2 separate regions of the Homo sapiens genome follow, and region 2 is linked to region 1. Evidence: chromatin contacts called from ENCODE Hi-C data. All regions are on one chromosome and are shown on one strand. Each heading gives the region's core, a stretch centred on a gene start or an enhancer-like site at or near the end of the contact. The rest is flanking DNA. Distances are from core to core; before and after follow the strand shown. Region 1 has its middle 79 kb from the start of CHASERR. Region 2 holds the start of NR2F2-AS1 (NR2F2 antisense RNA 1).

Region 1 (4,421 bases), core at 1,290-3,789:
GTAATCCCAGCAGTTTGGGAGGCCGAGGCCGGTAGATCACTTGAGGTCAGGAGTTCAAGACCAGCTTGGCCAATATGGTGAAACCCCATCTTTACTAAAACTACAAAAATTAGCTGGGCGTGGTGGCACGTGCCTGTAGTCTCAGCTACTTGGGAGGCTGAGGCAGGAGAATCGCTTAAACCCAGGAGGCAGAGGTTGCAGTGAGCTGAGATAGTGCGACTGCACTGCAGCCTGGGCAACAGAGACTCTGCCTCAAAACAAAAAAGCTCTATAAATTTCAGGTGTTGTTATTAATAATGAAATATTAAATTATTTCTTAGGGCCAGGCACCATGGCTCATGCTTGTAATCCCCACACTTTGGGAGGCCAAGGCAGGAGGATCGCTTGAGCTCAGGAGTCAAGACCAGCCTGGGCAACATAGTAAGACCTCATCTCTAAAAAAAATAAATAAACTATTTCTTAGAAATGTAGTTCCTGTTTAGACCTTTGAACAATGACCATGTCTAGTGGTCTCTCCATAGCACATGATGTATAAAATTGTTCTTATTTTCATTACTAACAGCTACAAAATAACTATAAAGTAGATCATAAATATGCCATATGTAAATATGTATACATAGTGCTTTTATTTTTATGTGGAATCTAAATCAAATATGTGAAGAGCTTCTTGGGTTGGGCATTTATTCTGCCACTTTTTAAGGGGCATTGCAAAGGCAATTCAGGGCTTTGTGACTTTGGACATGTAACTTAACCTCTCAGCGCTTCAGTTTGCTCCTTTGTAAAACAGATTTGTAAAAAGTGCTTGTTCCAGGCTGGGCTTGGTGGCTCACTCCTGTAATCCCAGCACTTTGGGAGGCTGAAGCAGTGGATCGCCTGAGTCCAGGAGTTCGAGACCAGCCTGGGCAACAAGGTGAAATGCCCTCTCTACTAAAATTACAAAAATTAGCTGGGTGTGGTAGCGTGTGCCTGTAATCCCAGCTACTCTGGGGGTGCTGAGGTGGGAGGATCGCTTGAGCCCAGGAGGTCGAGGCTTCAGTGAGCCCAGATGGTGCCATTGCACTCCAGCCTCGGCAACAGAGTGAGACCCAGTGTCAACAAATATATAAGTAAACAAATAAATAAATACATAAAGTACTTGCCTGTAGGCTTGTTGTGAGGTTGGATTGTGTCACGGTATATACCTTATTTGGAATATTGCTTGGCACAGTCATTGTTAGATAAATAAAAAAAATCAAAAGAGATGTAGAAATAGAAGTTTGATGAGAGTTCAGAGGAAAAAGATTTCTTTTTCTTTTTTTCCTGAGGCGGAGTCTTACTCTGATTCCCAGGCTGGAGTGCAGTGGCACGATCTTGGCTCACTGCAACCTCTGTCTCCTTGGTTCAAGCGATTCCAGAGGAGAAAGATGTTAATGTTTGTTTTGTACCTAGAACCTCATCGCTGGATGGGATTGTAAAGATCTGTGACTATTTTACACATTTGTTCTTTTTTTTTTTTTTTTGAGACAGAGTCTTGGTCTGTTGCCCATGCTGGAGTGCAGTGGTGTGATTTCGGCTCACTGCAACCTCTGCCTCCTGGGTTCAAGTGATTCTCCTGCCTCAGCCTCCTGAGTAGCTGGGATTACAGGTGCACGCCACCAAGCCTGGCTAATTTTTGTATTTTTAGTAGAGACGAGGTTTCACTCTGTTGGTCAGGCTGGTCTCGAACTCTGACCTCAGGTGATCTACCTGCCTCGGCCTCCCAAAGTGCTTGGATTACAGGTGTGAGCCACTGCACCTGGCCTCCCATTTATTCTTAGCAGTAACAGTTGGTCCCTGAAATTAGGAAACTGACTCTATTGTGATCTTCCAAGAGCTACATTGTCCAGCCCCTGGGCCTGTACATCCTTATGGAGTGAAGACTGACAGTTTTCCCTTAGGTCAGTGGAGCTACAGTGGCGTGTTGGAGTCAGCTGCTCAGAATGATGATGCACTTTTCTTTCCAACTTTGGTTTCAATGACATCATGTTGGTAGCTTGAAACTGGCCATAGCAGGGGTATTTACACCACAGGAATAGGTAAACACTACATATTAAGGCTTTTCCCCTTGGAGATGCCTTGTTAAATATTTACCAACACTCCACTGCCTGTTACAACACAGCAAAAGCCCCTCTGAGAGAAGGCCAGAGAATGTACCTAACTCCTCCCAGGTTGTCCAGTGTTTCATTGTCCCTGGACTGAAGAGTCCCTCAGTGGCCTTTGCTGAGATATTTCAACACCCTAGTCTCTTAAACTGTAAACAAAGGAGAGTCATGAGTTATTTCTGGGTGAGTCAGTCCAATATTGCACAAGCATTTCTGGGGGTAGTAGAGGGGAGGCAAGAGGGAAACTGGGTAGGCTGGGGAGCTATCTAACTGCCCAAGACACTTGAATCCTAAACAAACGGGAACTAAATGAGAGGTGGGAGGGACATAGTCTTTTCTGACGGGAACTGTCTGTGACTCATTCTCTTTCAGGAGTCAGAAACTCCAAAACCTGTGGGAGTGGGGAGGGGCGAGCAGTGCGGTTTTTAGAGAGGTGTGGAGTTATTATAGGGACTCTTAAAATTCTTCTCCCTTGCTCAGTGTGGTGACTCATACCGGTAATCCCAGCACTTTGGAAGGCAGAGGCAGGAGGTTTGCTTGAGCCTAGAAGTTCAAGACCAGCCTGGGCAATGTAGCAAGACCCCAACTGTATAAAAAATAAAAATAATTAGCCAGACATAGTGGTGCATGCCTGTAGTCCCAGCTACTTGGGAAGCTTAAAAATCTACCTCCATTTAACCTGGTAGATTTGGGGATGTGTGTGGTGGGCTGAATAATGGTCTCCCAGTGATATCCCAATATGTGGAAACTGAATGTTACTTTATCTGGCAAAAACAACAAAAACCAAAACACAGGCAGGGCAAGGTGGCTCACACCTGCAATCCCAGTGAGACTCTGTCTCAAAGAAAAAAAAAAACAAAAAAACAAAACCCCAACAACTAGGGCTTTGCAAATGTGCAGGTGTGTAAGTTAAAGATCTTACTTTTAAAACAATTTTATTTTAGGGTGTGGTGGCTCACACCTGTAATCCCAGCACTTTGAGAGGCCGAGGTGGGCAGATCACCTGAGGCTGGGAGTTCGAGACCAGCCTGACCAGCATGGAGAAACCTTGTCTCTACTAAAAATACAACAAAGTTAGCCGGGTGTGGTGGCTCATGCCTGTAATCCCAGCTACTTGGAAGGCTGAGGCAGGAGAATCACTAGAACCCAGGAGGCGGAGGTTGTGGTGAGCCAGGATCGTGCCATAGCACTCCAGCCTGGGCAGCAAGAGCGAAACTCCGTCTCAAAAAAAAAAAAATTATTTTATTTTATTTTATTTTGAGATGGAGTCTTGCTTTGTAGCCCAGGCTGAAGTGCAGTGACATGATCTCGGCTCACTACGCCCAGCTTAATTTAAGGATCTTGATGCCGGGCACGATGGCTCACGCCTGTAATCCCAGCACTTTGGGAGGCCGAGGCAGGTGGATCACTTGAAGTCAGGAGTTCAAGACCAGCCTGGCCAACATGGTGAAACCCCACCTCTACTAAAAATTCAAAAATTAGCCGGGCATGGTGGCACATGCCTGTGGTCCCAGCTACTTAGGAGGCTGAGGCAGGAGAATCACTTGAGCCCGGGAGGCGGAGGATGCAGTGAGCCAAGACTGCGCCACTGCACTCCAGCCTGGGAAACAGAGCGAGACTCCATCTCAAAAAAAAAAAAATATCTTGAGATGGGGAGATGATTTTGGATGATCAGGGTGGGCCTTAAGTGTTATCACATGTATCTTCCTAAGAGGGAGGCAGAGGAAGGCTTGTCTACACACACCAGAGAATTTCTGCCACAGAGACTGGAGTGAAGTATCATCCATGAAGCAAGGAACTCCAAGGACTGCCACCAACACCAGAAGAAAAAGCCATGGAACAGAGGGTCTCCTCTGGAGGCTTCAGAAAGAGCATGGCCCCAGCCGGGCATGTTGGCACATGCCTGTAATCCCAGCACTCTGGGAGGCCAAGGTGGGTGGATAATTTTGAGCTCAAGAGTTCAAGATCAGCATGGGCAACATAGCAAAACTACATCTCTACTAAAAATACAAAAAGATTAGTTGGGCTTGGTGGCACATGCCTGTGGTCCCAGCTATTCTGGAGGCTGAGGTGGGAGAATTGCTTGAGCCTGGGAGGAGGAGGTTCCAGTGAGCCGAGATTGCGCAACTGCACTCTAGCCTGGGTGACAAAGCCAGACCCTGTCTCAAAAAAAAAAAAAAAAAAAAAGAACAAAAAAGGAAATGAGAAAACCTAGACAGAAAAGATGGAATAGCTCATTCAACCTCACAGAGCTGGTATAGAGAAGCAGGATTTGAACACTGATCACTAAGTAGAGAGATG
Region 2 (4,421 bases), core at 984-3,483, 3.5 Mb before region 1:
TGAATTCCAGGGTGTCTGGTTTTAAACATCAAACATGTAGAATTGCTCTCAGAACACACTATATTCCAACGCAGTAAACTTGTTGTTTATGACCAGTTAGTGAATTATCATTATTCCACATTTATACAAGAAAATTGTGTCTCCTTTGTACACACTTTGCACCAAGAAAAAACCTCATGCCGGTAAACCAACCAGGTTTGTGAACAATTAAAATATTTTACACAAAAGACGCTGAGCTCCAGGAAAGAAATGAACACATATGAAGAGTAAATTGATGACCACAGAAAACATCCTTGGTAGCTGAAAAAAAAATTGACAGGGTAAAGATATTTTAAAAATAAACCATACATATAATTGACATGCATAGATCACATTTTACATTCAATTCTCTTTACACACATAGGCAGAATATGAGGTAAGGACTAAAGATCTGGGCAGATAGGGGCTGGTTTTTAGGAAAGGAAAAATCTTCTTTAAGCTTCATTCCCGAAACCTCAGCCCTCACTCTTTCTCCGATGAAATCACGTATTTCACTAAAGCTGCAGGTTCTCGGTTTATTTGAAAGTTGTTAAAAAAAAAAAAAAAAGCCCAGCAAACCTATAGTGGACACTGAACTATCATAAACCTGGTGTGTAATAAGATTGCCACAGAATGAAGCCAAGCTGAGAATTTCAGGTTAATTAGAGACACAATATAACTTTCTCCTAAAGAGGATAAGAAGGATGGAAAAGAAATCATTACACAGGAGAAGGTTTTTGGTAGTTGTTGTTGTTTTCCCTTCCAACCTCTATGATTCAGGAATTGCTAATGTTACAAATGTCAGCAGATTCGGGACAAGCTCAGCTGAGATGTGATGAGACTGGGGTTGAGATAGGAAATCTAATGGGCATTCCCATCTCAATAGAGGATGAAAATAATTGATTATAGGGAAATCTTCATCTCACCTCCTGAATGAGACTTCCATAGCAGATTACCTTTTACAAACATGGGAAGGAACAATATCGAGGAGGAAGAGCTTCCCCAGTCCACTTAGAGATTTTTGGAATTTGAAGTATGCGTGATGGCCTTAGATTAAAATGGAATAATTTCCCAACCATATCTTAACAAATTGGAGCCTGCTAGGCAAATGATCACAGGGCTGCCATAAAGTCAGGGGTGTTTCACTCTGTATTTTAGGACTCATTCAGTTATGAAATGCTGTTACAAGGGAGAAAAAAAATCACCGTATGAATTATACTTAATTTTAATGCATAGAAGAAGAGACAAGACTACAGACTGAGAAGAAAAAAGGGCAAAAATATTTTTAAATGTCTTCTCCAGAGATGCTCACTTGCTGTGCGTCTAAGGTTAAAAAGCTCTGAGAAGATAAAATCAATATATTATTGTTGTTTTTTAAAAATCCAACTCAGTCTTTTTTTGCAGATGTAAATTTATTATAATGAGAAGAATGGCAAGCTTTAATTTGCCTAGAGAAAGTTGGGACAACATTTGCCCTAATCTAAAAAAGAAAAGAAAGAAACTCAACACCCAGGAATATAATTTTCTTGCAGAAAGTGGCCTGATGGGCTGTATTTCTTTACAGATTGAATCACAATATGAATACAGACCCCAGCAAATGCCGAGTTTAACTCTGAACTCAGTAGAAACCAGTTCCGTCCTCCAGGATTCATTGAATTCCTCCTTTCCCTCAATCTAGTCCGTGTGTGTTTTTCTCTTCCACCACACTGGAGCTCCATGAATAGGGAAAGGGGCTTCCATTGTGTCCCTCTGAACTTCCAAGTCAATGCAATTTTTAACCACTGGCTTGTGGTACTTTGAAAATCACCAGGGGCTGTCAGAGTTAGGTCCTCTGAAAAATTTACAGTGCTAAATCAGAGCATATGCTGGGAGGGAAAAAATTGCTTAAGATTAGAGCAAGTACAGTATCTGTCTGCCCCCTAGTGTAAGAGTCCTCGCTGCCTAAAATTCAACTTTAAAAGAAAAGGAGCTCTTAAAGGGAAACGACTTTGGACTCACGTAGGCATAGGAGAACGAAACTTCTGTACATTTTAATCTGAATAATTCTTCAGGATTTAAAATTAATTGGCTCTGGCTTGGTTGGACCGTACTCGGATCTCGCCACCTCTGCGTTTCCCGAGTCACTGGCGAAGAGGTGATTTTTTTTTTTTTTTGAACTGGGTTTATGTGCGTCCCCCTCACCCCCTCCTCTCTTTTTCTTTCTCTCTGTCTCTGTCGTCTCTCTCGCTGGCTTTTTAAAAATGAGGAACCGCTCCTTGAATGTTCTGGACAGAGCACAGAATTGCTTCTTAAGTCAGCCCGGCGCGGTTGCAATAGACAGCAAAAAGGTAAACGTTTGCCTGAAATCCGCACGCCAGCTCCACCGCCCCGCCCGATGGTGAGTACCCTTCTCGTCGCGATTCTCCTCCTAGCTTAACCGAGCGCTCGCCTACCCGAACCGTGGCCGAGGGCGCCGGGCTAGGCTTTTCTCCCTCCCTGCCTGCCTGGCTGTCAGTTGCACAAGGTTGCAAAATGAAGCGCAGAGGCAAAGCGAACAGTAAATTCTGATACTTAGTGCGAGCCTAGCAGCTCCTTTGCTAGAAAACCGAGTCATCTGCTGCTTGCAAAACCACGCTTTATAGGACTGGTTTTTAGTTTGCTCTGTGGAAGGAAATGAGTTTGAGGAGACAGGACGAGGAGATAGGAGGCTCCGCAGTCTTAACGCTTCGGTTTAATCATATTTTGGCAGCTTTGCAATTGTATTTTCCCCCCTCCCCCTCCACCATCTCTCCTACCACACACATGTAATAAAATATGGCAATGCATTGAATTGACTCTGATCCCCCCTTCCCCGAACCCCTTAAACCACAGTCCTCGGCATTTCATACACGTTAGCAAACCGATATTTTGAAAAGCCCCAAGTCATCCCCAACCCCACACAGCACAAGCAGAAAAGTGAGAAAGGAAAGAGAGAGAGAAAAAATACTGTAAGTAAACATACCAAAACCATATTTGCCTTGTTCAAGGTCCCAAACCGCTTGCATCTTCCTCCTAAACTGGAATAACTCTCCTTTAGTTTGGCGGGTGAAATAAATGCTTTGTTGGCCCCCTGAAAAGATGTGTCTTTGATAATTAAAGAGAATCTCCTCCTCGGTGTTTATCTAAGCGATTGTGCAAACTGATAAAAAGTAGGCACTAGCCTGCAGGGAAAAAGAGGAAAGGTGAAGGGAGAGATCTTCCACCTCAAGGAAGTGCTTCCCCATGTATTAGGCTCTCTCAGCCTTGGAAAACCCTGCACACTAACTTTAGAGAGACAAGGTTTCAGGGAGCTTTGTACATAGCTGCTGAGGAATGCAAGCCTCGCCTTTAAGAAAAAAAACCCCAAACCGTAGGTAGGAGATGTCTGGAGTGATCCTTGTCTCTCATCTCATTCCTTAGAAGGAAGAGTGCGTTGTTACACCTTGTTTGGGGCTGGAAAGACGAGACTTTAAAAACACCCGTCCAATTGAAAAAAATCTCCCAACTTAATGAGTTTAGTCGGAGGCTGGAGCAAACGGCTCAGCCTCAGCAGAAAACCGCCAACAACTATAGGCGATATTGCAAAGCAAGACGACCCAAGGCACAGCCAAATTCCACTGTTTGGGGTCGAGAGAGATGGAGGCTAATCCTAAAGCAAGTTGGGAAAAAACAGAGGTGGAAGAGGAGGGGGAAAAAGCATCAGCCTCGCAGACTGGCAGACAGGCTTCCCTCGTCCTGGATCAAAGATAGAACTTGAGACAAGAGGGCAACATTTTTCCTAGGAATCCTTTGGAATCCTCATTTTCTACTTTTAACTCAAGTCTCCCCAAGTGATTTTTCCCCCTCTCCCCTGTGGATTTCTGCCTCCCCCCTTTCCGGTCCTTATTCTAGAACTTTCCTGAGGAGGAAATCTATTTCTTTTGGGGGGAGGGGTTCCCCATTCCATGCCTTCAGATAATGAATGCTTCATTCACCCCCTCCCTTTCTCTACTCCCCAAAACGAATAAAGGAAGCAAGAATACGGTAACTAGTGAAAATTGAATATAAACTATGCTGCCTCTCACAGTTTAATACTGTCTTAACTAATGGATTTTTGTTTTGTTTTGTTTTAAGAGAAGAATAATGGGGAAACACGGATCTTTTATTTTAGGAAACTGTTATGGTAAGATGTATGTCAGACTTGACAAATGGAACTAACGCTCTTCGGCTGCTTCTTGTCCTTGTCTTAAACAGGAATTAAGTTAAACACAGTGCTGAATGTTAATTACATGTTTACTGGCTAATGAAAATTACAAATGGTTTTGCCACCTCAAACAATGATGAAAACTCTGAAGACACTGTAATTATATACTTTGAGCAAAATAACTCAGAATATTGATCATAAGAAGTGTAAATCTTTTTTAACT

What was found. A loop is a pair of places that touch in the nucleus more often than their neighbours do. Pooled maps may share reads with other maps.
Region 2: a loop to region 1 is called in a pooled map, with 6 times the contacts of the local background. The contact joins the promoter of NR2F2-AS1 here to the enhancer-like site in region 1. A Hi-C loop is called at or near these places in 2 of 168 maps with a recorded cell type or tissue (gastrocnemius medialis and sigmoid colon) and 13 of 50 pooled maps.

Annotation. Positions count from the first base shown.
Region 1 is chr15:92,802,014-92,806,434 of GRCh38, reverse strand. No RefSeq gene overlaps it. Among named protein-coding and RNA genes, the nearest start is that of CHASERR, 79 kb to the left of the region's middle. RefSeq lists an enhancer at 1,944-1,993. Within about 2 kb of position 2,539, at least 34 of the 41 ENCODE cell types and tissues checked have a DNase peak (open chromatin) inside an H3K27ac peak, as active enhancers do; they include gastrocnemius medialis and sigmoid colon, where a contact is called at or near this core.
Region 2 is chr15:96,324,930-96,329,350 of GRCh38, reverse strand. It overlaps NR2F2-AS1 (NR2F2 antisense RNA 1), which reads left to right and starts at 2,233. Exons shown (of 5, transcript NR_125738.1): 1 at 2,233-2,395. It also overlaps a transcript of NR2F2 not described here.